Linked DNA regions of Homo sapiens: region 2 is linked to region 1. Evidence: chromatin contacts called from ENCODE Hi-C or POLR2A ChIA-PET data. All regions are on one chromosome and are shown on one strand. Each heading gives the region's core, a stretch centred on a gene start or an enhancer-like site at or near the end of the contact. The rest is flanking DNA. Distances are from core to core; before and after follow the strand shown. Region 1 overlaps HLTF (helicase like transcription factor). Region 2 holds the start of HPS3 (HPS3 biogenesis of lysosomal organelles complex 2 subunit 1).

Region 1 (3,056 bases), core at 159-2,658:
GTTCTTCAGGTGTATCATTTCCTAGAGAAAAGGCTGAAAAATTAATTTCAGAGCAAGGTTTGTAATATGACAAGTTAATCTATCTTATAAGGAAAAGTTTCGCTTGCCAGTAGGGAAAGTCTCTCATCATTTTCTGCCATAGGCAAAAAGCATAATTTAAATTTGAAATTTAAGAAACATTCAGAAGCCAAAATAGTAGCCAACTCACATAATATACCTCATAGAGAAGCATCATTATAACATGACAATAACATACCACCACACAATAAAAGGCAGATCCAATATGAATCTTTCATCAAAGGGTATCTATCACCGGAATTCCTGGAAAGACCTCATTATAATTCCATTTCATTGGTAAAAAAATTATTGGATGTATTCCTAGCTGAGTCTCACACTAAAAGCAATCTCCATTTGACAGAACAAAATAAACTAAATGTATGCCACATAAAAAAAATTTATCACTCTTATTTAAGTATCTCTGACAAATACAATGATATGAAGCAATCAAATTTACCTACCTGAGGGGCCATTGGAAGACACTGCATTTGTAAGAAGGTAAGTATGGCAACAAATTTGCCGCAGTCTAAGCAAAAGACCCAGGACATCTGCATAATGTGCCAGGACAGTCCCTTCATTAAAATACCTAGAGATTAAAATGTCAAATATTATTAAGTCCGCTAAACAATAATAACTTCCTATTCTAAAACAGCAGAGTAAAATGGCATTTTTCTTTTCTTCTCTAGAAATTACTCCAAAACAAGAATGAAAAGCAGAAAAGCAACTCTAATAAAACCAAGAGAGATCTATAACAATAAGGCACAATATATGAGAAATGGCTGCCAATTGCAGTCTAAGTCAGATAGGAAGATGCTGAGAGGGATGACTGCAGATCTCAAACAGAGCTGCCAAAACACAATTCTTTAAAATGGATGGCATGCCCTGAGGGGAAAATCAATACCTCTCATGTGCAGAAACAGGAACAGGGTGCATGCTTGGTGACTTGAGCTTCCATGGAGAAATTTATATCAAAAAAAGAGGGAAGGTAAACTGAATACAGAAACATACAGGTGCACTGTATTTTCAAAAAAAGACTATGGGCACAGCACTCTACACTCCAAGCACCCCTAAAGTTTCTGATCTCTGTTTATGTGTACTAATAAAACCTAAAGTAACTCAACATGTAACCCTGAGTCTTAAGTAAATTGGGTTATTTCCTGCTGGTCGGGGACATGATTGTGACCTTTCCCTTTTGTATATCTGGACTAGCAAATAGCTAGTCCAAGAAGAACTCAAGATATTCAAATATAAGTAATAATCAGCAGAGAGCAAAGGTAGGGGACACATGGCAGTGAAAGAAAACTCAGCAGAAAAATGTTGCCACAGAGCAAATAAAAATTATGACCAAGGATACTGTCACAATTTAACACCACTCAATAAAACAATTCCTCCAAAAAAAAAAAATCTTAAAGCAAAGACAAAGAGCTTTGAAAAAATATGGCAAGAGAACAGGAAGAGATGAAAGATGAGCTGGTATGGCTCAAGAAAGTGAAAGAAAACAGTGAATCATCAGAGAAATGAAAGTCACACTGAAACCAATATAAGCCAATATAAAAAAAGACTAGTCACTGATAAAAACATAGAAAAGGATGTAGGAAACAGGACTGAGAAAATCAAAATTAAACAAAAAAATGTAAAAGATCAGAAATAAAATGATACCTATGGAACACAGATAAAAGACATCTAACATACACAGAGAGAAATAAAATAATGGAACAGAAAACAATATTTAAAGAAAGCTTTCCAGGAAAGAGAAGGGGGGAAAAGCCTGGAATCTAAAGATTTAAATAATATCACATGTCCCAGGGGAAAGTCAACAAAGAAGTTGCTGAACTTCAGAGGGAAAAAAAAAAAAAAAAAAAAAACCAGGCTTCCCCACAGAAACATTCTATACAAAATACAGTGGTACAATGACAACATAGATTCTTAAGGAAATGGGTGATCCAAAAATTATATAACCAGGCCATCTGATATTTAAGTATTTTAAGGCAACAGAAGAAATATAGCCTAACGGCTAAGAGTACAAATTTTTAGAGCTAGCTGGTCATGAATTCAAAACCTGGCTGTGCCAATTTAATTATGTAACCTTGGACAGGTTGCTTAACCTATGTCTTGAGCTTCCTCAGTTCTAACAGTGGCATTGTAAAAGTACCTACCTCATACAACTACTGTTATTTAATTTAATACATGTAAAGTATTTAAAATAGTGCCTGGACTATATTAAGTGCTATACATGAATCTGTTGCTAGTATTAGTACTGGTAGTATTATGGCAACAAACATTTCTGAATATTCAAGAATGCAAGGAATAGGCAAAATAATACAAAGATTAAACTTACAAGCTCTAAACCAAAGTGCCAGAGTTAATCTGTCCTGTCACTCACTAGCTGTGTGACAACAGTGTAAGTCACCTAAACTGCTCTGTGCCTCAGTTTCCTCACTTATAAGATGTGGATAATTATACTGACCTAATAGGATTGCTGTGAATACATTTAAAGCACTAAGATCAATGTATAACACCTAGTGAGTGCTAAATAAATGTTAGTAAATATATAGCCTATTAAAAAGAATACTTTAAAAATAACTTATTTTCTGAGAACAGTTTCAATAAAGTTAATCTTTTTCAACTTTTTCAAATAGAATAACCTTTACTAACACTAATTATTCCCTGGCATGGTCATATCTTACTGATACTCAGCATTTCAATTTAAGAGATCTCTTTTGAGTGCCTACCATGTGCTAAATATTAGAAGCTTCCTTCCTCCTATTTCACCAGCCATTGCTATCTTCACAGTTAGATCTCTTTCACTTTACTCACTCCCTTGGTGATCTCATGGCTTTAATTACCATCCACACATAGCTGACTTTGAACTCGACTCTCCTATCCAACTAATTATTTGATATCTCTACTTGGAAAATTCACGGGCATCCTATGATCAATGTGTCCAAAACTGAGCTTCTGATCTTAGCTTAAAAAAATCTCTGCTCTTCCCATAGACC
Region 2 (3,056 bases), core at 255-2,754, 87 kb after region 1:
TTGCTGCCCCTGCATTCGTAACAGGAATACAAGTGGGCAGCTCCTGCTCACAGCTCCTGACAAACGTGGAAACCAGACACATGCCCCACCTTCCCTTGGGTAGCATGTCTCTTCCCAAAGAATCTTAGATGAGTCAGGTGCAGTGACTACAGCAAGGAAGAAGACACTATCTCTAGGAAGGAATGGGGTTCCAGGTTTTGAGCAAATCTCACTTCTTTCTCCAAAACAGACATTCTTTTTATGCAGGTGAAATTACACTAAAGTTAATATCAGTCTTCATTAGGAGAAAATTGAATTAGGATAATTAAGTCTTGAAGAAGAAAATTAAGCCAAAAAGAATAATATGGCAGATACTTGTGGAAAGGAATCTTTTTTACTATTGATTTTGATATTTGCTCTTAAGTTTTGTATCTAGAACAAATAACTTGTGGACTATTAGTCTGGTTGTTTTCCATAGGAGCCTTCTGTGATTTTTTGCAGCCCTAGTTCCTGACCTGAGCTACCTCCATGTTTACTTCTCTAACTCACTGAGTTTGACGAACCTGTTGTTTCCCATTACTTAGAGGTACTTTATTCATCTGAAGGGCCTAGGAAAGGGAGGCAAGTTTAACTTCAATCCAATTGCATCTAATTTACAAATTCTGAACTGGAAACTGACTGAAGAAAATGTTGCACTTTCATTTATGTCCCTGTGTGCCTAAATAAAACAGCATCCCTCAATCCATGCTAACACATATATTTTCTAGGTGAACTGGACAAAGTTATACTACTTGTTTTATCTAAATCTGATTTTTTTAGAAAAGGGAAAGTGTTGCGATCGTGAACTCCACGTTGAGATGTCAGGAATAGATAATTTACTGCATAGTTTTAGGAGCACTGGACTGAAAGCCAGGGGATTTCCCTCCTAGTTCTTCTATCCTCTGGGGCTCAAACTAGTCTTTTGTCAAATGCCTACAAGATGAAGTCCATGGATTCTTTCTTTCAACAAATATCTTTTTGCCAAGCACGTTCAAGGCTTTGCTCTTTCCAGCTGAACTATTCTAGAATTTCCATTATTTTAAAGCAACTCTTCAGAGTGTTTAGCCCCGAGTTGCACCCCATTTCAGTTTTTGCAACCCCATCCTCCAGAAGCTCAGGGACTACTGAAGAGACATGAATAACGCTCCTCAAAGTAAGTACAAAATGTTACAAGATAGATGATGAATTGTCAGAACGTACTCAAAAGCCAAAACATACCGCCTGGCCCAAAGCAGTAAAAGACGAAAGGCAGGGACCCAGCGGTCCCCGCACCCACCGGCCACTGAGCATAGAGCAGTGGCAAGCTCGCGCGGCGGAGTGGGAGGCGCAGAGACCGAAAGCACTGCAGCGCCAGAGCGCGGGCTGACCAGGCTGGCGTGACCGCTTTCCCGACGCCTGCCACGCCCCGCGGCGGCCTCTTTAAGTAGCGGAGCCGCGGGCGGGGCCGGCTGGCGTTCACGTGACCCGGCGTCATTGGCTCGCTCGCGGAAGTAGTCCTACATTCGCGGTCAGCGCGGGGTCTCCGGGCGCCCTGCAGGGCGGGCAGGCTGTGCCATCCCGCCGGACGTCGGGATGGTGCAGCTGTACAACCTGCACCCGTTCGGGTCGCAGCAGGTGGTGCCCTGCAAGCTGGAGCCGGACCGGTTCTGTGGCGGGGGGCGTGACGCGCTTTTCGTGGCGGCGGGCTGCAAGGTGGAGGCGTTCGCGGTGGCCGGCCAGGAGCTGTGCCAGCCGCGGTGCGCCTTCTCCACGCTGGGCCGGGTGTTGCGCCTGGCCTACAGCGAGGCTGGTGAGTAATCTAGAGAGCCAGGGGCCGCCTGGGGTCCAGCTTGAGGCCTCCTAGCTAGCGGACCGAACGTCTGGGCTGTAGCTCTAGCTAGGGATGGGACTTCTTGCTTCCCGGAATTTGCCGGATGGTCTCCCTGGGTCTGGCCGCTGATTGCTTGAAGTCGCATTGAGCTATGCGGTTGTCGCGGCAAGCATAGGTATGAGCTTGCTTCTGTCGGGGCGGAGACGCTGACATCTCTTCGTCTTGGTTTTCTGCAGAAAGGCCTCTGGCTGGATTCCACTCATCTCGGATACTTAAGCAAACAACAACAAAAAACTCTTTAGTGCATCAGATTTCAAAGACTTACCAAAAAAACAAGTAGGAATAAGGAGACTAGTACTGTATCCCGGAACCTCCAAGTACTCCCAGCTTTAACAATTATTCCAACTCTTGGCAGTTCTTTCACATCTGTACCTCCATCTACTTCCGGTCGGTTTTTGAAAGCTCACATTATGTGTTGATTTTTAAATGTGTGTAAGTAGAACTCAGACTGCCCCCCTCTCTTCTCTTAAACATCTGTGGCCGGGCGCAGTGGCTCACGCCTGTAATCCCAACACTTTGGGAGGCTGAGGCAGGCGGATCACGATGTTAGGAGTTCGAGACCAGCCTGGTCAATTTATTGAAACCCCGTCTGTACTAAAAATACAAAAATTAGCCGGACGTGGTGGTGGGCGCCTGTAGTCTCAGCTACTTGGGAGGCTGAGGCAGGAGAATCGCTTGAACCGGGGAGGCGGAGATTGCCCCATTGCACTCCAGTTTAGGCGACAGAGTGAGACTCCGTCCCAAAACAAACAAAAACAAACAGTTGTAAGAGCAGCCGTTACTCTTTCACACCAGAAATGTGAAGCAATACCAAGGAAATACTGTGTGGGTGAATCCTATTTTAGAAAAATCCAACATTTAAAACTAGATCCCTTTTAGATTACAGAAGAATTTACCATATAATTCCTTTAATACACTTACCTTCGATTCATACTTTACAAGATGGGTGTAAAGTTCAGTATTTACGTTGCAAAAGCTGGTGGCTATGCTATTAATGAAGTGGAGAACTTGAACCTGGAAGATTGGAGATCTCTCTCTAATCCCTACCCCGCAGCTGGTTCGGTGTGAGTTTATAGAAACCTTGGGGTCTGAGTTTATGTTAAAAAAAAAAAAAAAAAACAAAAAGTTGAATAAATAGATCAGTGATATCCAGACCCTGGGATTTCGT

What was found. Hi-C counts contacts between places; a loop is a spot of excess contacts on that map. ChIA-PET counts read pairs that join two places held with the same protein, here RNA polymerase II (POLR2A). Pooled maps may share reads with other maps.
Region 2: a loop to region 1 is called in a pooled map, with 3 times the contacts of the local background. The contact joins the promoter of HPS3 here to the enhancer-like site in region 1. A Hi-C loop is called at or near these places in 6 of 50 pooled maps. POLR2A ChIA-PET finds 5 or more read pairs at or near these places in 2 of 52 experiments (CD8-positive, alpha-beta memory T cell and PC-9).

The regions. Positions count from the first base shown.
Region 1 is chr3:149,041,648-149,044,703 of GRCh38, forward strand. It overlaps HLTF (helicase like transcription factor), which reads right to left. Exons shown (of 25, transcript NM_003071.4): 19 at 519-643; 20 at 1-21. Among named protein-coding and RNA genes, the nearest start is that of HLTF-AS1, 43 kb to the right of the region's middle. Within about 2 kb of position 1,409, at least 2 of the 41 ENCODE cell types and tissues checked have a DNase peak (open chromatin) inside an H3K27ac peak, as active enhancers do.
Region 2 is chr3:149,128,134-149,131,189 of GRCh38, forward strand. It overlaps HPS3 (HPS3 biogenesis of lysosomal organelles complex 2 subunit 1), which reads left to right and starts at 1,505. Exons shown (of 17, transcript NM_032383.5): 1 at 1,505-1,807. The coding sequence starts at 1,591. RefSeq lists enhancers at 1,506-1,765, 1,547-2,046.